Regions from separate parts of the Homo sapiens genome. Here all the other regions are linked to region 2. Evidence: read pairs that join two places in POLR2A ChIA-PET (ENCODE). Cell type or tissue: MCF 10A. All regions are shown on one strand. Each heading gives the region's core, and the rest is flanking DNA. Links, peaks and the distances in the headings are about the cores only. Region 1 overlaps MYO18B (myosin XVIIIB). Region 2 has its middle 54 kb from the start of GRK3. Region 3 overlaps GRK3 (G protein-coupled receptor kinase 3).

Region 1 (10,294 bases), core at 1,188-9,187, 240 kb before region 2:
GAGCCTCCGACCACCCGGAACTCGCACTGGCCCCGGTTCCCGCCTGCGTCCCTCCCTCCACACCTCCCGGCAAGCAGAGGGAGCCGGCTCCGGCCTCGGCCAGCCTAGAGAGGGGCTCCTCAAGCATGGCCAGAGTGGACGCCGAGGCGGAGGAGGCACCGAGAGCGAGCAAGGGCTGCTAGCATGTTGTCACCTCTCAACCCCATGTCTAAAAAAATTTTTTTTTAATTAGCCAGGTGTAGTGGCAGCTGCATAGCTGTGGCTTGCAGCTATGCAGGAGGCTGAGGCAGAAGGATCACTTGAGCCCAGGAGTTCAAGGCTACAGTGAGCTGTGATCACGCCACTGCTCTCCAGTCCAAGTGGCAGTAATAGACTCTGTCTCTTAAAAAATTAATTAAAGGCCGGGCGCGGTGGCTCACGCCTGTAATCCCAGCACTTTGTGAGGCCGAGGCGGGCGGATCACGAGGTCAGGAGATCGAGACCATCCCGGCTAAAACGGTGAAACCCCGTCTCTACTAAAAATACAAAAAATTAGCCGGGCGTAGTGGCGGGCGCCTGTAGTCCCAGCTACTTGGGAGGCTGAGGCAGGAGAATGGCGTGAACCCGGGAGGCGGAGCTTGCAGTGAGCCGAGATCCCGCCACTGCACTCCAGCCTGGGCGACAGAGCGAGACTCCGTCTCAAAAAAAAAAAAAAAAATTAATTAAAATAAAAGTTAAATATTTGTCAAATGAATAAGTAGGTGAATGAATGAACAGTTAGAAATGAGCCTGAGAAGGGACAGAGCAGCAAGTCTGTGGGCAGAGATTTCTGATGTCCCCCTGTGCTGTCTGCATCCACACATAATGGGAAAGCATGTTTATCATGGCCTGAGTTCACATCCTTTGACACCCCAGGGAGCTCTCTGAGCCTCAGTTTTCCTAGCCGTGCAGTGAGAGGACACCCACATAACAAGCATGTGCTGGATCCCTGGTAACCTCTCTCAATCAGATTTTCACTTTCCCTTTACTCCACGGTTAAAACCGGACTGAAGACCCCAGCCCAGCACCCAGCACAAGACAATTCACAGAACATTTAGGGAGAACCAACCGTGTGCCAAGCACCGATATAGATCCTTACTCCTAAACTCCCCCATGACCCTTATATTCCTACTGGACCTGGAATTTCATTATATTAAAATCCATGATCACATTTCATTCCCACAATAGGACCACATGGTTGGCATCACTCCCACAGAACAGACAGACTCAGAGAGGTCGAGACACTTGTCTGAGGTCCCCCAGCAAGAAAGCCAAGGTGAGACTTACCCCAAGGTGTGCCTGACTCCTCCCACACATGCTCAGCTTCCCATCAAAGCTCCACATCAGTGATGATAAGAGAGGACCAATCTGTGGGTGCCAGGCCAAGCCTCAGACGTGCCCTATGTCGTGGTGGCAAGCTGTGGAAGCCTAGGAAGCTGGCTCAAGTAGGTACATTCAGGGGTAGGGCAGAGTGTGCAGGGGGCACTGGTATTTACTTAGCATCTGTTTGGTGTTAGTCACAGCACAGGGCGTGTGGTAGTTGGGATCAGAAAGGTTAACAAATTGGATCAAGGTCACACAGGAGGAGGTAAAGATAACCTAAGTGCCTAAATCCCTGTATTTTTTCTGTTCCACTCTGAGATTTCTGTCCTTCCTCCCTAGCAGGAGGGGACACGACAAAATCAGGGCTATGGATAATGGTACCACTAGGATTTCTGCATTACTCAATACTGAGGACTTAAGTAGATCACATCATTTACTCTTTCCATCCGAAGAGGTGGATTCTCTGAGTAACTCTTATCTCAGGACACTCAGGCAGAGGGAGGGGATGTGTCTTGCACCCAGCCAGGAGGTGGTGGGGCTGATTCGTGGACCAGATGGTCTGACTTTAGAGGCTGAGCTCACAGCCACTTTAGCACACTGGCCTCCCAGCATGGACTGCCACGTGTGCCTGGCACACAGCAGCTTCTCAATAAAAGCTGTTTCCTTCCCCTTCCTGGCTCTGACTCCGCCATCCTTCACGTGCCTGTGGGGACACCTTCCTCCATGACACCATGCCTGAGGGTGCCAGCCAATGTCACCCTGCAGGATTCTATGACAGCCTCCTGCAGCCTCCACCCAAACACCCGCTGTCACCTGCCCTCCCCTCCACTGGCCACAAGGCTTAGGTCACTATTTGGTTCTTTATTAATTGGATCTTCATTTAGAATTCTGTCTTGCCCATAGTCTGGTTGGTGAGTGTAAGCATGTAATTCCTCAGCTGTTCCACAAGGTTCCTGGAGGCAGGCAGAGGGGTTGGCCAGTGAGAACACCAGCATGGAGCTTAGATGCTCAGCAGGAATGATCTGACTGCCTGACACCTGGTTTCTGTGATGGTCATATCGGAGGCCAGACAGCGAGGGAAAAAAAGGATGCTGGAGAACTGAAGACACCATCTTCAGATTCCCCCTCCATCTCTTCTACTTTGCTCTATGTCTGGCTGCTGACCCTGTGGACTCTTCCAATGGACTCCCTCACTTTCCATCTTCCAGGTGGGTTAAGCTAATGGGAATCATCCACTAGTAGGAGATCAGAGGGCATCTGTGTCTTCACTCACTCTCCCTCCTGGATGACCATGGTTGCCTTCCTCCCTCTCCCAAAGGCGCCTTCAGGCTGTTCTCTCCACTCTCTCCCCTCTCCTGTTGCGGCAGCAGCTCCCTCCTCTGACAGTTCAGGCCCAGAAAAGTAACAGCTTCACTGTTGCTATCCTCAAAGTGCTGCAGCATCCCTTAAAGGAGGCGGCAGCAAATATTTTCTGTAAAGCGCCAGATAGGAAATCTTCTGAGCTTTGAGGCCTGTAGGTTCTCTGTTACAATGACTCAGCTCCACCCTTGCGGCTCACAAGCAGCCATACTTAGTACGTAAATGAATGGGCATGGCTGTTTCAATTTGACTTTATTTTTAAAACCAGGCAGAGAGTTGGATCTGGCCGTGGGCTGTCATTTGCTGACTGTTAACCTTAATGCTACCATTGCATCCTGCCCCTACTTTGGTAAACAGTTTTTTTCCTAAACTCCTCAAATGGCCCCACTGGAGTGAGCCCTCTGCACCCTACTATAGCCCTGACTTTACAGCTGCCTCACCCCAAGAAGGAAAAGAACGTCCCAGGAGAGGATTGAGTAATGGGGAACAAGACGACCGCCCTGACATCCACGTGGCATGCCCTCTCCAAGGGCCACCTTCAGGCCACACTGCTGTGTGCCCCAGGAGCTGACCACTAGGCATTGTGCTCCCTACCCCCAGGCTCTCTTGCTCTCTGGCTTCCCCTCGTTTGGCCAATGGAAGGCTCTGGGAGGACCTGCATATGAGAGGAACTAGTGGTCAAGGTATTTAGTTCCCACTCTACCCACCTCTCTCTGTATCAGGCCCTAATTTTAGAAATGCTGTGTTTCTCCATCTACAACCACAACACCCTTCAAGTGGTCCCTGTCCACCAACTCCAGCTATCTCTGTGTTCCTAAATCACCCCTCCTCTCCCTTGTCCCATACAGCCCCAAGGCTAGTAAGGTATTCCCACCACTGCTTATCTCTGAGGGCTTCAACATGCTTTGTTGGTTCCCCTAACCCTGCACACATTTCTTGGGAGAGTTCTTTCATTAAAAAGGCTCTCCAGGATACCAGTTGAGGGTGCTGTTTTCTAGTGGGCCCTTGACTGATACAGTCAGTAGGGAAGTAGGTTTTAATTCACATATCAATCCTGATAGACGGATAGTGGCTGCCTCGTGGGTTACATGGGAAGGACTGTGAGCTTTTATCTGGGCTGAGTGGAAGAAGGGTGCTCTGATTGTTTATTAATGTCTGCCCTGGGCGTGGAAAGAGGGAATGGGGCATAAGTGCTATCTATTGCCATCCACAGGCTAAATGGACAAAAGAGACTCATGATTCCATACAAAGTCCAGCCTACTTCACCCAAGCCTGGAGTTTGATGGCCAAAGAGCCAGGCAATAATGAAAAGGGACTTTGCCCAGCACACAGATCCTCTCCCTAATCAGGGCAAGGGTGGCTCACAGCCAGCTATAGCCAGGGATTCAGACCGTGCTCACAACAATACACATGAAGGTGAGAAAGGGAGAGGGATGAGTGAGAAGCAAGGGCAGGAAGGTTGATGGAGGGAAAATGAAATGTTGAAGAGGGAGGGAGGAAGGAAGAGAAAAGCAGATGGGGTGGTGAGATGAAGAAGAATGGCGGGCAGGGAGCAGCAGGTGTGAAGGCTGCCAGAAATGCCCCTCAGCATCAGAACCTGGGGCCTTTACACATGGAGAAACCCCAGAGACCCAGCTCACTTCACAAGGAATTTCCAGGATAGACAGTCAATGAGTTCCCTCTTGGTCATGTCCATTGACAGGGAGGTCACTAATACATAGGACATTTGGAGTCTGCTCTAATTGTGTTTCTTCCTTGGAACCAGAGCTCCGAAAGGCCCTCAGAAGCCACAAAACCTACTTCTCCTATATCCTGGCATCCATAGACCAGGGAAGGGAAGTGACTTTCTCGAGGTCCTACAGCGACAATAGCAGAACTAAGGTCCTCATGTCCCAATGAGTAAAGTCTGATGCTTTTTCTTCCTTCTCAGAGAGCTACCTCCCCAGGACAGTCACACAGTGGCCTCAGTTCCACTCTCTGGAACAACAGACAACGAGGTTAACCCCTTTTCCAACTGAAATGATGGAATCCGCCCCCAGTTTTCTCATCTGTCACCTTCAGCCTTTTCTCAGGGGACATGGCTCCTAGTTTCTTCAGAACAATGCTCAGTCTCCTGGGACTTCTCTAACCTGCCTTCTGCCGCAGAAGTGGACATTTCACTCTGCAAAGGGTTGATGAGGGTACACACAGCAGGCTTCCTGCATTTCCATGGGTCCACAGCAGCCCTGGAAGTCTTAGATCTAAGAGTGGGCCTCACTATGCCTGTTGTCAAACCTCTCAGGTCACCAACTCCTCTGTCTGTCAAATGGGGATGCAGTTTTTCTCACCCACTTCACGGAGCGGTTTGAGTACTAGATGCTCCGTAGGCCTGTGAGCCATTTCTGACGTTATTACCATGTCCTTGGCAGCAGCTATGTCCCCGGTTGACTCAGATTCAGTCCCAGGCAGATTAAAATCTTCAAATGCTTTGCATATCAGTGGCTGACCAGCCAGTAGCCTCACCCCACCCTGCCAGCCTCCATTGCTAAATCATGCAGTGGGTGTTTCTATGAGAAATTAGAAAAAAAAAATCTCAGCTCCTCCAGCCCATTGGCTCTCCCCTCTCTGTATCATGGTTGCTCCACTGACCTAGGCTGGCCACACACTCCTGGCCACCCGGTGAGTCATCAGGCCACTCCTACAGGCTGATGAGATGCTGGACCTCACAGATGGGCCTCGTGGCTGAGTGCCAGGATGGCCAATAATGTTTCTTTCACCTGCCAGCACCAACTGATCTGTAGTTGGGGGCTGCCCAGAGTGTTGTATTGAGAAACATTCTGAGCTGTGCCTGGGCTGAACAAGACAGCATGCTGTGATTGACTAGCAATGTCTGGCACGGGTATAGGAATGGCTAGGGATGGAACCTGTGCCAAGTATTTGCCATTTCCAACCTAGTGTTTCCCGGCCACCATGAAGCAAGAAGCTGGTTAGACTTTTGGTAACAGGTTCCCCTGACTGATTTTAGGGATTGAGTGCTCCATCAAAGGGCTAATTTTCTTTTTTTATTTTCTTTCTTTCTTTTTTTGAAGCGGAGTCTCACTCTGTTGCCCAGGCTGGAGTACAGTGGTGCCATCTCGGCTCACTGCAAGGTCCACCTCCTGGGTTCACGCCATTCTCCTGCCTCAGCCTCCCGAGTAGCTGGGACTACAGGTGTCCATCACCACGCCTGGCTAATTTTTTTGCATTTTTAGTAGAGACGGGGTTTCACCGTGTTAGCCAGGATGGTCTCGATCTCCTGACCTCGTGATCCGCCTGCCTTGGCCTCCCAAAGTGCTGGGATTACAGGCATGAGCCACTGCGCCCAGCCTCAAAGGGCTAATTTTCTATCCACTACTGTGTTGCTACCTAGAGCTGTACTAATACAGTAGCCACTAGCCACAGGTGGCTTGTTAAATTTAGATGAATTCTAACTAAATTAAATCAAAAATTTAGCGTCTCAGTTGTATGAGCCACGTGGTTCATGGCTACCATGTTGGACAGCACAGATACAGAGGATTCCTATCATCGCAGAAAGTTGTGTGGGACAGAACTCACCAAGTGGTGATTGTGCCTGCCAATGGACATTTTTGGAAACATCCTAGAGACATTTTGGGTTGTCACAACTGGAGAGGAGGTGCTACCTGCATCTACTGGGTCAAGGACAGGGATGCTGCTACACATTTTTCCAAGCACATGACAGGTCCACAACAAAGAGATATGCAACCCAAATGTCAATAGTGTCTACGCTGACACTGGTCTAGAACCCTGGTCTGGAAGAATCATGACAAATGGGAAGGAGCATCAAGAGAAGAAGAGGGCAATATCATCTTTGCTTTGAATAATAACTAGGTGTAACAGGGAAAGAACTGAAAAAATGAGTCATCCACTGTTGGCAGAAAAACAAGCAGAAAAGCAAGTCACTAAACCTCTCTGATGCTGAGTTTCCTCTTCTATAAAACTGGGACTATATCACTACCTGCCTTGATCATCAGTGGATTAAATGAGGTAATGAATGTGAAAAAGCTTTCTTATCTGTCTCTGTGAAACAATGCCACACAATTTATTATCTCAACGGATGTTGTTTATTACATTATGCTGAACAGTCCAGTCTCTGGCAGGAAGGTATTCAGTCCTGCTTTTATTTCACCCTGGATAACCTGGGGTCACTCCAGGCTCCAAATCTCACTTCCTGGCCTGTAAAATGGGGCTAATAACTCACGCCCAAGCTCACTGGAATATTAAGCGTGAATGAGACATTTAATCCCATCAAGCAACCATCTCTACCTCAACGCAACAGTTAATCCAGCTGCCCTCCATGAAATTGAAACTCAAACCCCAGCTGGTACCCAAGAAACAGCTGAAAATGCATTCCATCTTTTATGGGCAGAGAAAAATTCACTTGAAACCCTGAACCTTGAAATTCTTGCTACCCTACACATGAGCACTGGCCAAGGGGTAAACTCACTTTGCCGATTCTTGAGGATCTTTCCTCTGTTGCCAGAAACTACAATTCTTAAAAGTAAATCAGCATCAGGGAGAAACACAGTAAAAAAGAAGCAGATAGGGAAAATTATGAAACTGGATGAGTCAGGCTGTGGGAGAGGAGAGATTCATATGAAGCTAATGGTGTCTCTGGATCCTTCAGACTGAATGAGATGTGTGTGCGTGTGTGTGTGTGTGTGTGTGTGTGTGTGTCAGAGAGAGAGAAATCTACCTTGATGTCCAAGGCCCTTGTTTGTGTCATAAAGTTCATTTTCTGCCAGGCGCAGTGGTTCCACGCCTGTAATCCCAACACTTTGGGAGGCTGAGGTGGGTGGATCACTTGAGCTCCCAAGTTTGAGACCAGACTGGGCAACATGGTGAAACCCCATCTCTACAAAAAGTATAAAAATTAGCCGGGCGTGGTGGTGCACTCCTGTAGTCCCAGCTACTCAGGAGGTTGAGATGGGAGGATGGCTTAAACCTCGGAGGCAGAGGTTGCAGTGAGCCGAGATTGGGCCACTGCACACCAGCCTGGGTGATAGAGCCAGCCCTTGTTTCAAAATAAAAATAAAATAAGACGCAATTTATTTTTGCTGCCCCCATTCAAATGAGAGCTGAGGTTTATCCTTTCCTTAAGATCTTGGTGCGGGGGGATAATATATATGGTGGATTTGACTATTATTTCTAACATAAGGGGCTCGTGGTTGCTCCCTGAACACCAGCCGTGACAGCAGGGGCTGATCTTGGCCCAATGCTCTTGCTGCAGGGCTGTGTGTCCTTGAACAAGTGGCTTTCCCTCTCTGTGCCTCAGCTGCACCATCTCTCAACAGGAGGGGTTGGATTTGGCAGCACTCTGGAGGGGAGGGGGATCCTCCCTGGTCTCAAACCCACCTCCTCCATTTTTCAGAAAATTTAATTTCATTTTGTTTATTTTTATTTTTATTTTTATTTTTGAGACGGAGTCTCTCTCTGTCCCCAGGCTGGAGTGCAATGGCGTGATCTCGGCTCACTGCAAGCTCCACCTCCCAGGTTCATGCCATTCTCCTGCCTCAGCCTCCCAAGTAGCTGGGACTACAGGCACCCACCACCACGCCCGGCTAATTTTTTTTTGTGTTTTTAGTAGAGACGGGGTTTCACCGTGTTAGCCAGGATGGTCTCGATCTCCTGACCTCGTGATCTGCCCACCTCGGCCTCCCAAAGTGCTGGGATTAAAGGCGTGAGCCCCCGCGCCCGGCCACTTTGTTTAAATATTAAAGATATGCCACACACCACAGCAGCTGACCATGTGCTTCAAATGGGCCATTCAGACAGTTGTTTGTATCTAGCAGGACCCAGTGAAGGGCCATCTCCCCATAGCCTTGTAGGCTCACAGCCCCAGGTCCCTATCTTTTGGCAGCTGGAAGTGGTTCTGCTCAGTTTGGGGGCCCTCCATTCCCACCTCAAAATGCCATAGAAAGTCTTGATCTTACCCCTGGAGGAACACCTGCCCAATAAAATCTTTGCGATAGTTAGACCCTAATAAAGTGCTGTGCACGTTTTCCATGTTTGTGAAACATGGAAATTCCATGAGTTTTGACAGGGCAGGTGCTGAGCAACAGCCTTCTGTGGTTTTGTTAGCTCAAGTGAAAGGAAAAGCTCTTCTCCAATTTGGGTGGGCACCAGAACCACCTGTGAGGTTTAAAATCTGTGGATTTCTGGGCCCCTTCCCCCAAGACTGTTCAAAAGGTCTAGGATGAACCCAGGAATCTGCATTTTAAAACAGCCCCCCGCCTCCTGCCCCACATGAGTCTGATGGGTAGGTCGTCAACGACCGTCACTTCAAGAAAAACCTTCCTGGATGCTGAATCCTAGGAAAGATCCCAGAGGTGGTCTAGCCCAACCCCCTCAGGTTTTAGAAGGAGAAACTAAGTTCCGACTGGGGAGAGTACTCATCCAAGGTTACAGAGCCCACACCAGGATATTCAAGGTGACCAGGCCTGGAGGCAGGTGACATCAAATATTTGTTGATTGGTAACATGCAGCCCTTCAAAAGCCAGGAGACCAGGAGACTCCCTCTCCTCCTCCTCTTCCTCCTTCTCCTCCCTCCTCCACCCACTTGGCCTTTTCTTTTGGCCTTTTCCTTTGCTATTATTCTTCTCCTCCTTCTTCTCTTTCTCCTCCTGCTTTTTTCCTCCTCCTCCTTCTCTTCTTCTCCTTCTCCTCCTCCTCTTCCTTCTTTTCTCTCTCTCCTCTCCACTATTATTTTCTAGAACTCATCCATAGCCTAAGAGTATATAGACCCCTCTCTTTTCTGCTCCCAAGGTACACACTGGACATGGTACCCAGGCATAGGAGAATACAACTTAGGTCAGCAATGGATACAGCACCCAAGGCCACCATTATCCTTGTTGGAGTCTAGAAGCCCTAGTGGGACACTCAGCCTCCATGAGCTGGTGCACTGAATGAGGCAGCATCTTTTTGGACAGCCACAAAGTGAAAGTAACAGCCTCGTCGTATTCCAGGCCCTACAGGATAGAAGCCCAGATCCCCACACTTGCGGGTTGAGGCCAGACTGGACAGCTTGGAGCCGACTGGGAGCCGACTGGGCTCCCCATTCCGGGCCTCCCCACTCCTGGCCTCCTCCATGGAAAAGCTGCAGGAAGGCAGCAGCCCAGAGGCCTGTAGCTGGTGAGGTCTTCTCCTCTCCTGGGAGAGAGCTCCATGTCAAAGCATAGCCCCCTTCTGCCCCACTATGGGGCCACTGGGACCTGTGAATCTTCTTCATTCAGAGAAATGCCTGCTATCCGGGGTGCCAGATAAGACACCTTCCCTCAGACAGAGCTCAAGGAAGGTGGCATGAAATTGAAACCTTCAGCCATGAACTTCCATTGCCCTTCCCCCAACACTCATACATGCTTAATTTGCAGTTTAAAAAAGAACATTAAAATTAACATTTCGACTCAACAGCGTTGTTAACACGAAAGGGGAAGCCTGGCTCTTCCCCGACCATAACTGAACACCAGTGAAGCAGAAATTACTGGTAGTTGAGGAAAAATATAAACCCTGACGTCTGCGGGCAAAGATTCACAGTGGAGATTAACTCATGATTCTAAAC
Region 2 (10,294 bases), core at 1,136-9,135:
ATTGACCCAGAATCTACTTTTTCCATTCCACTCCCCCAGTGGCTTTTGTATTACATGAAATTCGAGTCAAATTATTTGGAGCCTTTGGCAAATGTCAATTTAAGGGGCTTACTTTGGGTATTGAAGGTCAATAACTGTAAATTTACCACCGTGCAAGGCTGTTTGATGTATGTATCATGCCTGAGTCCATCAGAGGGCATTTCCATGCATGTTCGGTCATAGGTAAAGCCTGCAGTTCCCATCACTGACACTGCTATCAATGAGAGGTTTTATGTAAGCTAATTCAGGGGGGAAATATACAATTTCATGCAAGCACACAACCACCTTTGTTTATTAATGGTTTACTCCCCCAAAGACTGTCCTTTTTTCTCTTCACCAAGAAGAAATAGCTCTCTACTGAGTATTTTTGATAGCAATCCAGCAGAAACAAATGATGGGGTTCATCATCAAAGAAGTTTTGAACAAAAGCCACATGCCCTTATTGAGATAAATTGAATGCCCAGAACAGTGATTTTTTTCCTTCATGGTCCCTGTAATTTTAAGGCAGCTCATGCATCTGCCACTTATTCAAGATTGAATCAAGGTGAGCTTATTGGTTTTCCTGTGACCGCAAGGATGACCTTCTCACTCCGTGCATGACTGACTTCTAATCTACGGCAGACATTCAATGGCTCTGTAGCAGAAATGGTTCAGTCCCAAGTCAGGCTCTTCCTGGAAATGTCTCTCTGGACCCTTTCTGGGAATGCCATTGAGCAACCTAGATTTTCCTTGTAGCTTGACTCCCCACCCCTGAAATTATACGCCATTAAGCTCAATGAGCCCAGTTAAATACATGTGGGTGGAAATCCCTATCACATACATTGTCTCCCAGCCAATATGGCTGATGGCCCATCTGCGGCATTTCACCACGGGGATACAGCACTTTAAAGTGAAGCAGTCTCCGACTCCTTGGTAACAAGGGTGGAAATATTTAAGGAGGAAGATTTCAGCTTGAAAGGTGTGTGGCTCGTGGCTGTGAGGAGCTGCGTGTGCCTACAGTTAGAGAGTAAATGCCAGGAATCTAAATGGGTTTGTCCCTGACTCGCTATGGGAGTTTAGCCGAGTCACTCTTTCTCATCTGGGTCTCAGATTTCCTGTCTATAAAGTATGAGGGTTGGGCTTAACCAGGGGTGGAGAAATCAAGTGGCTTCAGAGGCAAAGCAGGTAAAGAAGTGATTTCAGAAGGCTGGATTAAGAATTTAGGGAAACCAGAAAGTGCATGCCCCACGTAAGAGAAAACTGTTAACAATATCGACAAGGATAATACAAATAAAAGTAATAACAGGGAACACAGTTGAGCGCTTATTATTCCAGGCACGATCCTAAACCCTCTCCATGTATAACTCGTGTTTCTCATAACACCCTCTGTGGTAGGCCCTATTCCCATTTTACGAATGAGGAAACGGAGGCACAGAGATGTTCAGAAACTGGCCCCAGAGTCACACAGCTGATAAATGAGAAAGAGCTTCTCTCTGAGTAAGATTAGGAATGGGCCGGGTGCAGTGGCTCACGCCTGTAATCCCAGCACTTTGGGAGGCCAAGGCAGGCCGATCATGAGGTCAGGAGATCGAGACTATCCCGGCTAACATGGTGAAACCCCGTCTCTAAATGCAAAAAATTAGCCGGGCGTGGTGGTGGGCGCCTGTAGTCCCAGCTACTCAGGAGGCTGAGGCAGGAGAATGGCGTGAACCCGGGAGGCAGAGCTTGCAGTGAGCCGAGATCACGCCACTACACTCCAGCCTGGGTGACAGAGCAAGACTCTGTCTCAAAAAAAAAAAAAAAAAAGATTAGGAATACATTCCCAGTTTTCAATCCTTAGACTAGGAGGTCTCCAAAATCCTTCCAGCTCTAACAGTCTGAATCTCTATGGAATGCAGTCTGCACACAGTAGGTGTTCTGTAAAGATTAGTCAGATAAATAAGAGCCAAATTTTTGGTACTAAGCAGCAGTTACTGAGCAGTTATATGCCAAACTCCATGGTAAAGATCTGTAGACATTCATCCATTGATCGGCCCAAACCCATTTGCAGGTGATGAATCTGAGGTTCTATACAAGATGCACTGGGTCAAGGTCACATAGCTAGGAGTGATGAACCTGGGGTTTAGCTTCAAGTCTAAACCATGCTATCGACTAGAGCAGAGATTGGTGATCTATGGCCTGAGGGCCAAATTGGGCTCACCTGTTTCTGTAAAAATAAAGTTCTATTGGAACACAGCCACACTCACTCATTCATTTATGTGTTTATTGTGTATGGCTGCTTTCATGCAGCCAGAATTGAGTAGTTAAACAATAGAGACAGAGTGGCCCACAAAGCTTCAACTATTATCTCTCTGGCCCTTTACAGAAACTTTGCTGACACCTGGACTAGAAATGTAAAGAAACCAGCCATCAAAAGCAATGGAGACAGTAAAGAGGTAAGGAATGCATAGGCTTTGGCAGGGCCCAGGGAGGTCAGCAATGGCATCTTTAAGAGGTAGGTAGATGAAAGGAAAAGGAATTCAAAATCTGGACAAAGACTTGGCTCAGGAAAGAAAATTTCAGATGTGGAAGAAAAGCAATCTGCAGGGCAGTTATTCTGGGCAGTAAATGACACATTTTCTTTTCTTTTCTTTCTTTTTTTTTTGAGACGGAGTCTTGTTCTGTCACCAGGCTGGAGTACAGTGGTGCAATCTCTGCTCACTGCAACCTCCACCTCCCGGGTTCAAGCGATTCTCCTGCCTTAGCCTCCCCAGTAGCTGGGACTACAGGGGCACGCCACCACGCCCAGCTAATTTTTGTGTGTTTTTAGTAGAAACAGGGTTTCACCATGTTGGCCAGGATGGTCTCGATCTCCTGACCTCGTGATTCGCCCACCTCGGCCTCCCAAAGTGCTGGGATTACAGGCGTGAGCCACCGTGCCTGGCCAGTAAATGGTACTTCTAAAAGGCAAGAGATTGGATCAGATCCTGGGCTGATTTTGAAGGGGATGTTGTTGCTGTTCACTCAGCTAATCAATACTGCATTCACCAGGAGAAAGAGTCCAGCAGTGAGACATGCTGGAGTGCAAGGAAAGGAAACTGGATTTCAGATGCAGGAAGCTTTTTCTTTCATTCACTCCTTCCTTCATGGATACATTTCTCAAACATCCACTAGGTACCAGGCATCACACATTCCACTGAATGAGGAAGGGGGTGGGGCAGAGAGTATAAAGAGAGCAGGGCATACAGAAAAACAAGAAAGATATAGAGAAGGGAGAAAAGGAAATGAGAAAGAGAGAGAGAGAAAAACGAGTAGAGGGAAAGGGAAAAAAAGCAGCAAGGGAAACACACAGAAATATAGAAATAGAGAAGGAAGAGGATAAGAGAGTCAGGAAATGAAAAGGATACAAGGAAACACTAAAGCGTGAGCTGTGAGCTTCAGGGTGCATACTTACCTTTCATTGCTTCCTTATGCAATGATGATGGGCCATGGTTTACTGCTCTTAAACCACTCTGAATCCTTAAGCCTTCAGAAACTGCGGTCTACCTGGTTCTGAAGGGGGGAAATACATCTCTGACTTGCCACGCAGCATCCAGAACATCATGGCCCAGTGAGGTGGGTGAAATTAAACTTGGACATTGGACCTCGCCATAAGCAGAACATTCCCCACCATGGGGATTCAAGAAAAGAATTCTAGCAGTCTGAGGAAATCAGATTTATGGTCAAAGAACAATGTGAGGTGGTGTGGAATCATAGACTACTGGAGCTAGAAGAAACAAAACAACGGTGCTAATAGTGATGATGTCATATGAAGACAACGGCAATGGTAATGATGACAATAGGAGATGAGGATGATGCTATTGCATGATGCTGAGGTAGCAGCTTCAGGCAGATGACCCTTTATTGGTTTCATGTGTCCCAAGCACTATTGCTGTTTGCTTTACCAGCACCATTTCTGAATCCTCTCTACAACCCTGTGATGGTTAATATTGAGTGTCAAAATTTGATTGGATTGAAGGATGCAAAGTATTCTTCCTGGGTGTGTCTTTATGTCCCTCTGGAGAACCCTGACTAATACAAATCCTAAAAGAGGTATTACTGTTAACTCACTTTTTTATTTTTACTTTATTTATTTATTTATTTTTTTGAGACAGAGTTTCGCTCTTGTTGCCCAGGCTGGAGTGCAATGGCGTGATCTCAGCTCACCGCAACCTCCGCCTCCCAGGTTGAAGTGATTCTCCTGCCTCAGCCTCCCTAGTAGCTGGGACTACAGGCATGCATCACCATGCCCGGCTAATTTTGTATTTTTAGTAGAGACAGGGTTTCTCCATGTTGGTCAGGCTGGTCTCAAACTCACAACCTCAGATGATCCGCCCACCTCAGCCTCCCAAAGTGCTGGGATTACAGGCATGAGCCACAGCGCCCGGCCAACTCAGTTTTTTAGAGGAGAAAACTGAGGCTCTGAAAAGCAAAGCTACTTACCAAGGTCAAAGCTAGGGTGGAGCTGGGATTTGAACTTGCATCTCTGAGCCCTCAGCACATGCTCAGAACCATTAAACCAGTGATTCTCAAAGTGTGGACCCTGGACCATCAGTATCAGAATAACCCCAGGGAGTGGCTGTTTAAAGTGCAGATTCCTGGGCCCCACCCAAATCCACTGACTCAGATATTCTGCAGGAGAATAGTCTCAGGTCTGCATTTTGAACCAGATTCCCCAGATGATATCTATGTTTGCTGAGGTTTGAGAATCACCATACGAGACTCAGGCTGCAAAGATTCCTTGACCTACCGATAATAAATTGGAGTATTGTTCAACACATGTTCACTCACTTTTTCCTTCCTTTTCGGGCAGTATATTCTTTTCTGCCCCACTGACCTTGACTGACTTTGGCCAGTTGAATGTGAGCAGATGTTGTATGATAGAATCTTGAGCCATGTTTGCATAGTGTGACTTGTCTCTCAAACTTCTGCCATCATCACAAAAAGAACATGCCTTATACAGCAGCTGCCTCTTCAGCATGGGATCCAGAATCAGACATGTGGAACAGAGTTGAACTGTCCCAAAGCCTAGAGCCAGGCATGGCCAGTTCACAATCTGGAACAGAAACACCTGAAAAATTTATACATGCATGAGCAAGAAAAATAAATGCTTGTTGTTGTCACCCATTGAGTTCAGGGATGATTTGTTATGTGGCATAATCACAGCAATAGCTGATTGATATACATAAAATTATATACTGTATATTGTGGATCCATTTTTATATTGTATGTCCACTTTTCTGGAGAGGGTGTACATATACCATCTAGCAAATTCTCAAGAGACTAGGAACCCCAAAAAGTGTTTACAGCCACAGAACTACTTTAAAATCCTCTCCACTCTCAGTGGAAACTCACGTTCCAGGACTTGAGCTGAATGAGTTTTCACCGTCCCTCCCTGCCTCATAGAATGTAACTGTTTATTTAAGTCTTAAACTTTAAGGGGTCCAGACTGAATATACTACAGGAGTTCTGAAAAGGGGGCCTGGGTGATGGTCTTAGGACCCAATCTCAAACACTTGGACTCTTAAAATTATCACCAGATACAAAAAGAAAGGAAATGAAAGCAGAGATTATTCAAGTACAGAGAGTATTTTATAAGATTGTCCTCCTCTTGTCCCTTATAACTTACCATTTATCTCTCCAGTGAAAAGAAATTTCTAACTCTGTGAAATAAATAAAAGCAACTCAGTCACTGTTTTGCCAGAAACATGAAAAATTAAAAATATTATGCCCCAGTCTGGGTTGGTTTCTGTATAAATAAATATATACAGAATTTATATTCAACACCTCAATCATGAAAATTATGCTAACATGTCACAGGACATTAATTTTTTCAAGACCATTGGGCAATATTTTAGGAATTTGCGAATACACAGTTTACAGGTTTTGGCCTGCAGGTTATGAAGTAACAGCTCCAAGGCCCCATGGTAGAAGCAGCGAGGCCCCCAAGAAGGACGTGAAGTAACCCAGCCAAGGCTCCATTTGTTTTACGTCACTGCCCATATATTATCCTGAGCTGGAGGCAGAGAAAACCAATCTGTGAGCAATCCATTTTCCTGTGTTGGCTTCATCCCCTTGGCTGTTAACAGCCAAGTATTTCAACACGGATGGGTTCTACCTGGTCAGGGAGATGCAATTGAACTTGAACTGTGTCCAGCTGGCAGGATTTTTGATTGCCAAGATGACCAGCTGCTTTCAAGGAGAGCAGAATTCAAACGGTGATTAATGAAGTGATAGGGAGGAGACTGAGAAAGAGTACATGAAATTGTACTCTGTAACCCAGGGCTATGCTGAGACTAGAGGGAGGATTTCTTGGGTAGTGTGGGAGGAATGAGGAAAGCTTAAGTTCTCACTTACCCCCAGTAATGGCCATAATACCTCGCTCGCCCTTTTGGGTTTTGATGCATCTTTTGTTTGTCAATACAGTCAGATAGCTTGGGTTCGGATCCCAGCTCCACCACTTAGTTTCTGTGCAGCACTGGGCAAGTTACTTAACCTCTCTGTGCTTCTGTAACATCTGGAAAAATAGGGACAATACACATTGAAAACTAAATGAAGTGGCTGGTCCTGGTGGCTTACACCTGTAATCCAGCACTTTGGGAGGCTGAAGCAAGAGGATCACTTGAGACCAAGAGTTTAAGACTAACCTGGGCAACACAGCCAGATCCCATCTCTACAAAAAGAATTACAAAAATTAGCTGGGTGTGGGGGTGCATGCTTGTGGTCACAGCTACTCAGGAGGCTGAGGCAGGAGAATCACTTAAGCCCAGGATTTGGAGGCTGCAATGAGCTATGATGGCACCACCATACTCCAGCCTGGGTGAGAGAGCAAGAACCTGTCTCTTTAAAAAAAAAAAAAAAAAAGGTTGGCCGGGTGCAGTGGCTCATGCTTGTAATCCCAGCACTTTGGGAGGCCAGACGGATCACCTGAGGTCAGGATTTGAGGCCACCAAAATGGCGAAACCCCGTCTCTACTAAAAATACAAAAAAATTAACCTGGCATGGTGGTGTGTGCCTGTAATCCCAACTATTCGGGATGCTGAGGCAAGAGAATTACTTGAACCTGGGAGGCGGAAGTTGCAGTGAGCCCAGGTCACGCCACTGCACTCCAGCATGGGCGACAGAGTGAGACTCTGTCTCAAAAAAAAAAAAAAAATTAAATTAACTGGTGAGATGGGTAGCACATCGCAGTGGTTAAGAACATGGGCTCTTTAAATGTCTTTAGTAGTTGGCTAAGAAAAAAAAAAAAGAAGATGGGCTCTGGAGGCTCTCGCTGTGTTTGAATCCCAGCTCTACCACTCACTTCCTGTGTAGCCTAGTGTAAATTCCTTAGCCTCTCTGCTTCAGTTTTCTCTTACACAGAATGAACATAACAATAGTTTTTACCCTGGAGGCTTGTCTTGAGTTGATACAGTCAGCGCCTCTGGGCCTAACCTGGGGACTTTAAAGGTTTAATCAACTTTAAAGGTTTAGGGTGATTCTGCAGGAGGTAAGGGAGTAGGGTATCTCTGAGAAAATTTGCTGTGCCTCCTTGGGTAATTGACTACTCTCCTCTGAATCTTAGTTTCCACATCTATAAAATGGAAGGTTGGATCGAATGATCTCTGAGCTGTTCCTTTAAAACTCTGGTTCTGGGCACATGCACCAACCCAGAAGACAGTGCTTCATGCTTACGTGCCTTCACACATGCAGTTCCTTTGGCCTAGAGTGACTGCCCCCATCCTGTCTGTTTAGGGAGTGTCAACTGGCCCTACCTGCCCCATCCCTCATGTCGTTCCCCTCTGTAAACACTCCTCTGACTCCTTCAAGTAAAGATTATGGAGCCCGAATCTGGACCCTCTTCTCTTCCTGCAGCATTTGGCTCTTGTTACACTCACCTCCCTGTGCTACACTTATGGGATGCGCATGGACTACATCTGTTCATCCTCCTCCTGGCTCACCTTCAGCGAGCCAGTGAGACTATGTTCGGGTGGGTTTAGCTCAACAGCCTCAGGTCAGACCTTTCTAGGGGGTGGGGCCAGGAGATAAGCAGAGGGGGTAGGTAGGATGACCCAGGTACTGAGTGAAGTGAACAGAGGTATGGAGACATGGACAGTGAGGAGACCATCTCGTCCAGCTTGGAGGAGAGCATTGCAAGATTCTGTTTTTATTCTGGCTTAGGATTTAGCACATTGTTGAGTGTTCAACAAATATCTGTGGAATGAAGGAAAGGATGGGTGAGTGGATGGGTAGATTGATAGATGAATGAATTAATGGAAGGAGGGATGGATGGATGAATGGACGGGATGGATGGATGGATGGATGGATGGATAAATGATGAGATGGTGTATGTATGTATCCATGTAAATATATATGTATATGGATGGGTGAAGGGATGGAGGATAGATAGATTGGCAGATGAGAGGATGTATGTATGTATATATATGTATATGGATGGGTGGATGGATGGATGGATGATAGATTGGTAGATGAGAGGATGTATGCATGTATATATACATATATGGAGGGGTGGATGGATGGATGAATGGATGAATAAAAGGATGGAGGATGGATGGATGGATGGATGGAGGATAGATTGGTAGATGAGAGGATGTATGTATGTGTAGATTATATATATGTATATGGATGGGTGGAAGGATGGATGGATGGATGAATAAAAGGATGGGGGATGGATGGATGGATGGAGGATAGATTGGTAGATGAGAGGATGTATGTATGTGTGTGTGTGTATATATGTATATATGTATATTGATTGGTGGATGGATGGATGGATGGATGGATGGATGGATGGATGGATAATATCAGGGAGTCAGAATGAAGAGCCGGATGTAGGGATACATCAGGGCTTGGGGACGGTGGCCAGAAATACAGGAAACCAAGACAGAAAAAAAATAAAGAATATTTTGCAATATCTACAGACAGCAATTCAGAGACTCCAATGAGCTGAGCTCATCCCAGCACCATAGGTGAGGATTTAGCATATAACCTTGATGATAGGTGATGAGTATGTGATCTAAAGTTTGCATATATGGGCTATGAAATGAAATCAGGATGTGTTAGGCAGATCATTTGGTTGCCAGTTTCCAGCAGTGAGATGATGGCAGGAGGGGACAGAGCCACAGAAAAATCTGGCTTTCTCTTCCCAGATGCCTCACCCCACCCCTTGGCCTTCACTTTTTGAGCCCAGTTCAGAGTCTCTTTCTTAGAGAAGTCTTCCCTGATCACCACCTCTCCTACCCAAGCCAGCCCCTGTTCTCTTATCCTCTTTCACACCTTTGTCACTGCCTTCATCTCAAGAGTAAACAATGCATTTTGACATCAACTGCTTTCCATATTACCCCTTGCCACAAAGCCAGATCCATGAGCTCAGGGGTCCTGACTGCCGGCCCTCCTGCTGCATCCCTGGTGCTTAGAACAGTGTCTGTAATCCAACACACATTCAGTATACACAGTTGCAAATACCTGAATAAATATTCAGACAAATCAATGTGGTTTAGAATGGGGAGAAGATAATTGGGAGTCTACATGAGTTTTGATGTTTTTTTTTCCATATGACTTTTCCAAAAAATGCCCGTCCTGTCCCACAAAGCTAAGACACTCTATGAGCATCCCAGCTACCCACTTGTTTGCAGGCAGTGGTTCTTTGATTTTACTGTACATATGAAACTCCCAAAGAGCCTGACCACACTGGTACCCGGCCCCAACCAGAGCATCTGACCTCATGAGCTGGGTGCAGAGCTGGCATTGGGATTGTTCAGAGCTCCCCAGGTGATCCTAATGTGTAGCCAGGGCTGAGATCCCTGTGTTTGAAACACAATCTCTACTCCTCCTCTAGTTGCTCAATTCCCATTTTAGAGAAGCCGGGGGGATGGGTGTCTAATGTGACTTATTCATGTCTTTGGGTACTAAAATCATGGAATGAAGGTTGCAAAATGGGCAGCTATATGGCCTTTTGGGTCTGGATGACTGATAGGGCTTCAGGATTCTTTCTGGGGACAAATATTCTCCTTTAATTAAAAAAAAAAAATCTTGGCCAGGCATGGTGGCTCAAACCTGCAATTCCAGCACTTCGGGAGGCCAAGGCAAGTGGATCACCTGAGGTCAGGAGTTCAAGACCAACTTGGCTAACTTGGTGAAACCTCGTTTCTATTAAAAATACAAAAAATTAGCAGGGCATGGTGGCGGAAACCTGTAATCTCATCTATTTGGGAGGCTGAGGCAGAAGAATTGCTTGAAACCAGGAGGTTGCAGTGAGTTG
Region 3 (10,294 bases), core at 999-8,998, 160 kb before region 2:
CTCCGAAGCCTAATGTTTGGGAACAATCCAATGCTTCCGAGAACTGTCAGAGTTGAAAAATGAGAGTCCATGTCAGGGGCATCTATGTGTTCATGATACAAGGCCATATGATCAGGAAACCCAACAGATGCAGGCCATGTGAATTTGTTATTGGTAACATCAGTGAATAGAGAGGACTCATGCTGGCCATGTGAGCGTGAAACAAGGCTAAATGTGAGTGAAGTATATACAGAGGCTGTATTCATAAGCACTTTCCTTCAGTCAATAATATCTCAGTAATGCCCCACTTCATCATTAGATTTAATAATGTTAAGTGGCACAAAGACAGATAGTGAATCTGACATTTCACGTAAGAGGCCGTAAGACAATAGCAAGTACCTACTACTTTACATATCCTGGCAAATTAAGGGTGGGATTCTTTAAGGGCTCCCCCAAACAACCTTAAAACATCCTATAGAAACCTGCGTTTGGGCCACAGACTTCACGTTTGATTCTCAGAGTCCACAAGGACACAGGGTCTCCCGAGGCAGAAGCGTATGAAAGACCCAGAGCAGATATAAGGGGTTTTTAGAGTATCTGGTATTGCCTCTTGCTTCTAAATCCTTCCAGGAAATATGATGGGAAAAGGAGGTTAGAAATTGAAAAAAAAAAAAATAGATCATTTCTTGGCCTTTTAGTGAAGATCAAGTATTTTTAAAAAAAACAAAACTCCTGCTGGGCGCGGTGGCTCACGCCTGTAATCCCAGCACTTCGGGAGGCCGAGGCGGGCTGATCATGAGGTCAGGAGATAGAGACCACCCTGGCAAACACGGTGAAACCCCATCTCTACTAAAAAATACAAAAAATTAGCCGGGCATGGTGGCGGGTGCCTGTAGTCCCAACTACTTAAGAGGCTGAGGCAGGAGAATGGTGTGAACCCGGGAGGCGGAGGTTGCAGTGAGCAGAGATCGCGCCACTACATTCCAGCCTGGGCGACAGAGCGAGACTCGTCTCAAAAAAAAAAAAAGCCCCTCTTCCAACAATACCATTCAAGTAAAAAATCTCAAAAAAAAAAAAAAAAAAAAATTCCGGTTGATTGTTTTGCCCAATTGCAAGCCTATGAGAAGGGAGATTATAAAACAGAATGTAAGAAAGACTGTGCAAAGAAATGTGTGCATTTTCAAACTGCAATAAGGATGATGCAATAAGAATGACTGAAATTGAAAACTTAAAGTAGATGAAACACTAAGGAGATGACGTGTTAGAACGTGGCCTGTATTGGAAGATTGCTTTTATCACTCTCAAAATGATAAAAAAGAAGATGAAGCCTTGGTCTGATAAAAGATGTCATCATTTTCATTATGATACTCAATTTGTATTATTATATCTAATAATAAGAAAAAGAAAAGGAACTCTACCAGAATGGCAGAAGGCAAGGACATGAAGGAGTTATATTAAGTAAAAGATTTGTATTTTTACTACTATTTTTGTTAAAGAGTCAATTACCTCTTAAAATATCTTACATAAACAAGCACATTCTCATATGAATATGAAAAAGGATTAAAGCTTCTATTGTTTATAAGGAAGCATGGGAGGGTGAATGCTTAGTACTTAAAGCTGTAAGACAGACATCTGTTTGGGCAGTGGACCCTCTGGGAGTACGTTCCAGAATCAAGTATTTTCTCATGAGGTTAAGCCAGAGGAAGTTTTTATTTAAAAAATGAAAAAAGAAAAAGATGATACTCACATGGATATTTAATTCAACGTTTTTCCACTGACAAAATCTAGTGAACTTGTCACTAAAAGAGAATAAAATAATTACTAAAAAGTTAAATATCAAATTAACTGGATTTACAAAACAACACCGTAAGACAGACTAGAACGGCATTACTTGGGTTGCTTGTCAAATAAAGTTAAGTTTTCTGAAACCCTTTTTCACAGAGCATTCACCCGTATTCATGGCTTTATTTCATGATTCAAATGAAAGATTTCATGTTTCTTCTTTAATTGTCATAAGCTATGGTACCACTTTTATCTGAATCAGCAGAGTCCAATACGGAGATGATATGAACCACATATATAATGTAATTTTAATAATATACTTTATGTAACCCAATATATTAAAAATTCAACATGAAATCAATATGAATTAATGAGATATTCTACATTCTTGTTACTATATTAAGTCTTTGAAATCTGAAGTGCATTCTGCACTTAAAAGCACATTTTAATTTAGACTCATCACATTTGAAGTGTTCAATAGCTGTATCTGGCTACTGGCTACCATATTGGACAGCCATGGCTTTTAAAGCACAGCTCTAAGACAAAAAATTAATGTTTACAAATAATTCTAAGAGTAGCCATGTGCCAGGCCTGCTCATGTATTCCTCCTACAGACTCTACAGCCAGGTACTATTATGATCCCCATTTTATAGCTGAGGAGACCAAGGCATCAAAATGTTCAGAGGCTTGGCCAAGGTCACACAGTGACAGAGTGGGAGAGTGGAATTTGAACCCAGACCAATAGACACAGGTGGTATAGAAGAGAAACCCTCAGACTAGAATCCTAAGAGGCAATAGGTTCACCACACTGACATGCTCCCACAATTCACTCAACTGCTTGATGAGTGTTTTCTTTATCCATGAGGAAAAAGATATATCCTGTATCTATTTAACAAAGACATTTTGATTACGTTTTTTATTAATGAGCAATATATCTGTAAGGTGGGTCTTTTGTTTTTGTTTTTGTTGCTTTGAGACGGAGTCTCACTCTGTCGCCCAGGCTGAAGTGCAGTGGCGCCATCTCGGCTTACTGCAAGCTCCGCCTCCCGGGTTCACGCCATTCTTCTGCCTCAGCCTCCGGAGTAGCTGGGACTACAGGCGCCCGCCACCACGTGGACTAATTTTTTGTATTTTTAGTAGAGAGGGGGTTTCACCGTGGTCTCAATCTCCTGACCTTGTGATCCGCCCGCCTCAGCCTCCCAAAGTGCTGGGATTACAAGCCTGAGCCACCACGCCTGGCCTGTTTTTTGTTTTTGTTTTGAGATGGAGTCTTGCTATGTCCCCAGACTGTAGTGCAGCGGCGCGATCTCAGCTCACTGCAAACTCCGCCTCCCGGGTTCATGCCATTCTCCTGCCTCGGCCTCCCGAGTAGCTGGGACTACAGGGGCCCGCCACCACGCCAGGCTAATTTTTTTTTTTTTTTTTTTTTTTGTATTTTTAGTAGAGATGGGGTTTCACCATGTTAGCCAGGATGGTCTCGATCCGCCCGCCTCGGCCTCCCATAGTGCTGGGATTACAGGCGTGAGCCACCCTCCCGGCCAGGTGTTTGTTTTTTAAACTATTTTCAAAAGAAATGCATTCTAGATTGAATACTTCGTAGAGAACATTCTGGTGATGGTTCGATCTCATTTTGCCCCTGGCATGATTCCTTACACAGACACAGGATTCAGGGAGAGAGGGAGGAAGGGAGGAAGGGAGGAAGGGAGTTATAGGTAATATTAGCATCATACTGGAATGCCTTAAAGACATCCAAATATCACAGTTCCCTAGGGGCTTCATTTAATGAGCTTTACAATTTTTTTTTTTCTTTTGGAGACAGGGTCTCACTCTGTGTCCCAGGCCGGAGTGCAGTGGTGCAATCCTAGGTCGATACAACCCTCAATTCCTAGGCTCAAGTGATCCTCCCACCTCAGCCCCCCAAGTGGCTAGGACTACAGGCACACACCACCGCACTAAGCTATTAGTTTTTAATTTTTATTTTTGAAGATAGTGGGTGTTGCTATGTTGTACAGGCTGGTGTCGAAGCCCTAGCCTGAAGCGATCCTGCTGACTCAGCCTCCCAAAGTGCTGGGATTACAGGGGCGAGCCACCACACCCGACCAATAGACCTTTTAAAAAATAAGGATCTTTAACATATTTCTGAGGCTAACAATCAAATTAAAAATCAAAAGCAGAGGAATAGTTGCAATTACAATAGCATCTTTTTTTCAATGAATCTAAAATGACTCACAAAGAGTGTTTCACTGATCCTCCTAACATGTCTAATGAAGTTGGTCAATTAAAATTATGTTTTGAGACTTTCTAAGAGTTATTTCAACCTATTTTTTAAAAGTATGGTGCATGCAAAAGGCAAAACCACATTTGGGTGCACTCCCATTTATAAATCTATGACTGGTCTTTGAAATGCACTTGGTTTGTGAGGCTAGCTCTTACTGTCTTTTCTCACAGATTCTGGAGTCCAGAGCTGGTGACAGGGGATGGAAATCTGACACATTTTACAACTAGCTGAGGAGGGTTAACAAACAAGGAAGAGAGAAGTGCCTACATATTTTGCCCACTAAGAATGGATTTGCTGTAACAAGTTCCTCTTTAGGAAGTACAGATGGCCCTGAGTATCTAGGCTCAGTCCTGTCTCCACGGGGGTTATTTGAGTGCTATTCCCAATCAATGCCTGGTTACTGAGTGGGACACTTTTGACAGGAGGGGAACTGTGACAAAGGAAAGAGCCCAGACAATGATAGGGCTTCAGGTAGCTAGAGCCCTTGCAAATGACTTCAAAGGATCTTGGAGAGAAGATCAGAGGTTAAAGACATGGAAACGCCTGGGATGCAGTAAGGGTGGAGTAGGAGAAGTGTTTTTAACTCTGATTCCTGACTCAGTCGTTGTCCTGCTGAGCAACTGAAGTTCACTGCCTGAATGAGGCGCATAGCTCTCAACTAGAAGAGGGAAAGCCTCCACTGCCCTCTCCAATTCTGCCTCACCTGGAACTCAGCCCCACAGCCCTGCTTGGACCTCAGGGAAGGTGGGAAGACATCGCACATGTCCCTGCATTGCTGATGGCTCCCTCTTTACCATCAGACTCAGGGTGGTCATGGAAAAATCACCTTTTCCATGGGGCCCTTCGTGTGCCCAGTCCCTATGAGGTCAAAGGCTACATGACCATATTGATGGAGTCCCTGTGCTTTTCAAAATCAAAGCTCCAAACTTATCACCTGACATGAATTCTTTTTTCTAATTTGATGGAAATTAACAAATCAACTTTAAAAATAATTTATTTACAGAAAATTGTAATGGCTGCAGAAAATCCCATGTGCCTGCTTGCCTAAAATGCAAACGGCATCGTTTGCATTTACTGTGAGGCTATGAAATGACTGTCTCAATGAGCGAAAATCACTATATCTGTGAGCCTGGTTTCAAGTGAAAGGATGCATGGCAAAGTTATAAAATATCCATGGGAGAACCTCTTCCCCACTTTCAATTACCTTCCCCTCTCTCCCTTCTCCCTTAAGGATCACACAAAAGTTAGGTTTACCCAAGAGTTGGGAAAGGTCAGATTTTAGGACCAACAGCCATGGAGATGGCCCAGGACTTGGCTGCAACTCAGCCCTGAGCCAGCAGCCCACCCTCTCCCTTTGATGCTGGCGCTTTTTGGCAAAGTTCCTGCTATTACTCAGAAAAGTACAATCGTCTGTAAGAATATTAGTTTCCCAACATATTGACTCTGCTCCAGGATAAAATTACCTCTTGAACTCCAATAGAATTGCAACACAACTTTCTTTTTAATTGCTTTAGTTCTGTGAATATGTGGTGAAGAAAACTACAGTAAAGTAGCATTTGTTCTTAAAGTGCAATTACTGAGCAGCTGCAGAAAGCTCTAGCATGAGATATTATCATCACGTATATTGTCTAGAAATTAGCCAAGCTGATAAAGTCAGTGTCAATGCAGATTCTGTTTTAGAGGGTCCAATTTCAGTGGTGCATTGTCACAGAGACATACTCAAAAAACTGAAGAATTGACCAGTAGATCTATAGTTTGAGTAACCAAGGGACATATTTATTAGGTATTTAATGATGTACACGATCATAAACAGACATTGACCTATGTCCTTAAATTCTACTCCTACATGAAGAATCAAGTACAGGCTTGTCCTGCTTTGGGAGACATGTTTCCAAAATCCAAGCAAATGAATCAGATAAATTATAGTCAAGTTTGCATTATTAGCAAAGGTCTCTCAATAAGATACTTTTTAAAATTGAGGTTCCTCAGTGTATATTTTAGACTCTATTGAAGCTGAGAAATTGAAGGTCAAAGAGATGTTAAGATAGACAAACCCTAAAATTATAATGTAAAGTACTGAGGAAACAGTTTAACACAAAGCCTGGCACATCGTACATGGTCAGTGAATACTTGCTAAATGATTAACACACATTTTAAGGTCAGCATTTACGGCATAAGATGAGGTACACGTACATGATAAAAAATTGTGTATATATATGCATAAAGTTTCATACCTTTCCATAAATTTTTGAAAAATGTCACCTCGAAGGCTTTCACAAATTTCTTCTATGTATGGCTGGAAGAGATGGAAAAGAAATTCCACGGTGAATGAATCGGAATGTATCAAAAAAACACAAACCAATGAGACTCAGGTTAAGCGAAGTTCCCAATTATGCACTCCCCATAGCATTGTGTCTGGTACCTGCCCTTCTCCGTGCTTGTCTAATATTCACTAATGCATTCATCAATATTTATCTACACCACTTGATTCTATGAAGACACAGACAAGTCTGCCCTGTTTGCCACTATATTCCTACTACCTAATATGACTCCTGGCAAGTCACAGACACTTCTTACAGGAGCAGGGCTCGCTTCATGGAAGTGTGACTCAGAAAAGCCTGGTGCTGGGTTTAAAGCTCTGTTGTTGCCATTTTGAAATTCTTAATCATTTTTGTATGAGGAGCCCTGCGTTTTCACGTTGCACTGGGCCCCACAAGTTATGTGGCACAACTTGTAAGCTAATAAAAGCATCTGTAATCTGCACTGAGTTTTAAAAACTCAAAGCTAATAGGTCCATGAAGTGAAATTTTTTTTAATTAGCTATTTTATTTATTGATTTTCTATCTCTTAGAGTCATAGAGAAAACCACAGGGGAGAGTTGATCCAATCCCACTCCTCATCTTACAGGTAAGGCTACCAAACTGCAGGCAGGTGCACTCCCAAGGTCTCTGAGAAGGTCCATGGCTAAACTGGGGTTAAGGCGAGGGCTCCTGGTTCACATGCACAGTGCTCTTCCCCTCATGGAGAACAACTACCATCTACTTCAACTTCATGCCACTTTACCCATTACTGAATAAACAGCATCAGCTTTCCTTTTCCATGTTATGAACTTTTAAAATCAAGAACTATAAAAATATAAAGAGACAATATTTCACAGTTCAGCCCAGAGTCAATTAGATAGTTTTGGGAAACATTTTGGCACCCTCAGCTCATTGAATGATCCAAATTTAACCTTTTTTTTATGTCTTCATAGATCATCCTGAAAGTTTACAAAACAAAATAAAAGAAAAACTACATCATGGAACAGTACAAACCAAGTGATGAGAATAGGAAGTCTGCAGAAGCCACAGGAACCAAACATGGGCTGGGAGGCAGCTGCAGTCCTTCTGGGAGCCTTGCTTCCTGCAAGCAGAAAGGACGCTAGCCTGGCGGGCAACGCGGGATAGGGGGCGGTGGTGGGGGGTGAGCCAGTCTACCCCAACTTGCAGAACTATCCCTGTCCTGGGGAAGGCACTGGAGCTAGTTGCGAAAACCATATGGACTTTGTCCCCTTTGTGGTGAAAGAGGAAGCTAAATTATCTCTCTCTGAAGTTCCTTCCAGCTCTGAAATCCTGATTCCAGGAAACACACAACATCTATCTTAGCCAAGTCCTCGACAAGTCTCAAGAGGTTCAAAAGAGTCAAGAGACGAAATAGATTCAAATGTCCAAAGATCTAAGAAAAGGCTACATTTATAGATCACAGATTTTTCTATTTATAAAAGCTATTATGTCAATTAATATTTTTCTTTCATATTTTATCAAACATCCCTACTTTCTGCTAATAAAGTAAAAGATGAGTGTCACTGGGAATTCCTAAGACTACGTAGAATCTACCATGCTGCCACTTTTCAACAGAAAGAACCGCAACAGGCTTGCTAAGGAGTATGAAAGCCAGAGTTCAACAGTGAGATGAGGAGCAGACTACTTTCCCTCTCTGATCCTCAGTTCCCTTAATCTGTAAAAGAGAACAGTCGTATCTAAATTGTAAGGCTGTCGTGAGAATTCGGTAAGATTCAGAATACTGAGAGCCGAGCTCAGGGCACAGTGCATTTTAGAAGCACTCAAGCACAAGCTAGGGCCCCTCCCAAGCCCGCCACCAATGGACCTATGCACTTACTTACCTCTAAAGGCAATCTTACAACAAAAAGAATTTAATAAAAAGCATTCGTATTTACTTTAAAAACAGTTTTGTTTTACTATGAACTTCAACTGACTTTACTGGTTAATGTACCTCTGTAAACAGGACATTCAGACATATACCTTTTACTTATACTTTAGTCATTATGCTCTGATGGTACATAATACATAGAATTGCATTAATATACTCCTTATTTTAATAAACTTTATAAGATTTTCTTCACCTCTGAAATAAGAATAATACCCATTCTATATCTGTTTAGCCAGAAAATTTTGACTATTTTTTTAATGAACAAAACAAATCAATAAAGTGTTTTTTAAAAGATATATGAAAGAAATTGCTTCTAAATGAATGTTTTTTGAAGGTATGAAAGAATCCTAGTGGTCTTTGTATCTCAACTGGAACAATTTTTTTTCAATGTTATTTATGTTATAGTGGAAGCTAAAATCAGATTTGTAAAACCCATGTATTATGAGGTATGGTTTAGCAATGTTAAATGTAATTGACCATAAGGCTGTCTACGTACCATGGCAAAGTCAGATGAAAACTGAAATTCTGACACTCAAATATCATGGAGACAACAAAAAGCAGATATTGACACTGTACTTTCTGACTGTAAGATGTGTGATAATAGCTAACATTTGTGGAGCACAGTGATAGGCGGGCCTCGTACAAAGCAACCCGTGTGCACCCTTCTCACTGAATCAAGACCTCCCTTTCAGGGAGAGCGCAGTGTCATTTCCACTTTACAGATGAGAAAACTGAAGTTAGGAAGGTGGAGGAGCTTACCCAAGGTCCTCCAGCTACGGCCCTGGGACTCAAAGCCAGGTCAGGTCAATGAATTTCATAACCCAAGCTTATAACCCACTACTATCCAGACAGGTATTACATTTTATGAAAGTCCATCTAATTATTGTCACAGAAAGGTAACACCCAATTTGTTACTATCTAAATATGCTCTAAGAGCCAAATCGGTATTTGCTCTGCTGAATAATCAAATTCATTTTGCATAAACACCATCATAAGATGCCAAAGTTGGCCGGGCATGGTGGCTCATGCCTGTAATCCCAGCACTTTGGGAGGCCGAGGCGGGCGGATCACAAGATCAGGAGATCAAGACCATCCTGGCTAACACAATGAAACCCCGTCTCTACTAAAAATACAAAAATTAGCTGGGCATGCTGGCGGGCACCTGTGGTCCCAGCTACTTGGGAGGCTGAGGCAGGAGAATGGCGTGAACCTGGGAGGCGGAGGTTGCAATGAGCAGAGATAGCACCACTGCACTCCAGCCTGGGCGACAGAGCGAGACTCTGTCTCAAAAAAAAAAAAAAAAAAAAAATGCCAAAGTCAACTTACCTCCCTTTAAATGCCCAACTTATCCAGGAAAAAGATGAGTTGATTATTTTCACTTATTAAAACCATTATATTACTCAATGACATTCTTTCCTATTTCTTGTAATTTATAGAAACATGAAAAGCACTTTGTTCATTGGAGAATCTGACTGTCCTTGTAAACCACTGCCACCTCTATAAAAAACACAGGATGGAAAAGGCTTTTGGGAGGAAGTGAAACCACCTCATCTAAGGAATGCCAAATACATAGGCCTATTAGTTGGGAATCTGATTTTCCAAGTCTTGTCATTTAAACCTGTATGACGGTATTGTGTTCAAGATATGAACAGCCAAGGTAAAATACAATTTCCCATGACTCAAAGATCACTCAAACATTTGCTCCTGAATCTTGAAAATAAATTGTATTTCCCCTAGAGGATAATCACAGCAAGTATCAACAGCCTGGCACTACAAAATAAATCTTGTAGAGTCATTGCTCATCACAGGTGCTGGAATGTCAAATGGGCAAAAACTTGCTTCTCTGATGTCTTATCTTGACTGATTTCTAGAACATAATGTTACGACAAAGCTCTAATGACCTTTTTCAGAAAAGGCTTTAGGAAGCACGTTGGTAGAAGGACACTTTGCAATGGGAAGATAAGCGATAATAAACTCAAATAGTCCCAGACAAAGCTCCAGAATAGAACACAGTCTTTACAAAGCAAGTCCTCTAGTGTAATTGCA

The links. Peaks named below come from ENCODE experiments on the same cell type or tissue, not always from the same donor. Only the 100,000 strongest peaks of a DNase experiment are listed, where the experiment ranks them.
Region 1: POLR2A ChIA-PET joins it to region 2 with 7 read pairs; 2 of 35 experiments call an interaction of 5 or more read pairs at or near these places.
Region 3: POLR2A ChIA-PET joins it to region 2 with 7 read pairs; 2 of 35 experiments call an interaction of 5 or more read pairs at or near these places.

What each region holds. Positions count from the first base shown.
Region 1 is chr22:25,742,592-25,752,885 of GRCh38, reverse strand. The region is part of intron 1 of MYO18B (myosin XVIIIB); the gene reads right to left. Among named protein-coding and RNA genes, the nearest start is that of MYO18B, 5.6 kb to the right of the region's middle. RefSeq lists enhancers at 2,727-2,776, 5,130-5,424. In MCF 10A, for the core only: no CTCF peak of the experiment used is centred there; a DNase peak (open chromatin) is centred at 5,375.
Region 2 is chr22:25,505,442-25,515,735 of GRCh38, reverse strand. No RefSeq gene overlaps it. Among named protein-coding and RNA genes, the nearest start is that of GRK3, 54 kb to the left of the region's middle. In MCF 10A, for the core only: no CTCF peak of the experiment used is centred there; a DNase peak (open chromatin) is centred at 6,115.
Region 3 is chr22:25,663,780-25,674,073 of GRCh38, reverse strand. It overlaps GRK3 (G protein-coupled receptor kinase 3), which reads right to left. Exons shown (of 21, transcript NM_005160.4): 6 at 6,274-6,335; 7 at 1,727-1,778. Among named protein-coding and RNA genes, the nearest start is that of MYO18B, 73 kb to the left of the region's middle. In MCF 10A, for the core only: no CTCF peak of the experiment used is centred there; a DNase peak (open chromatin) is centred at 5,413.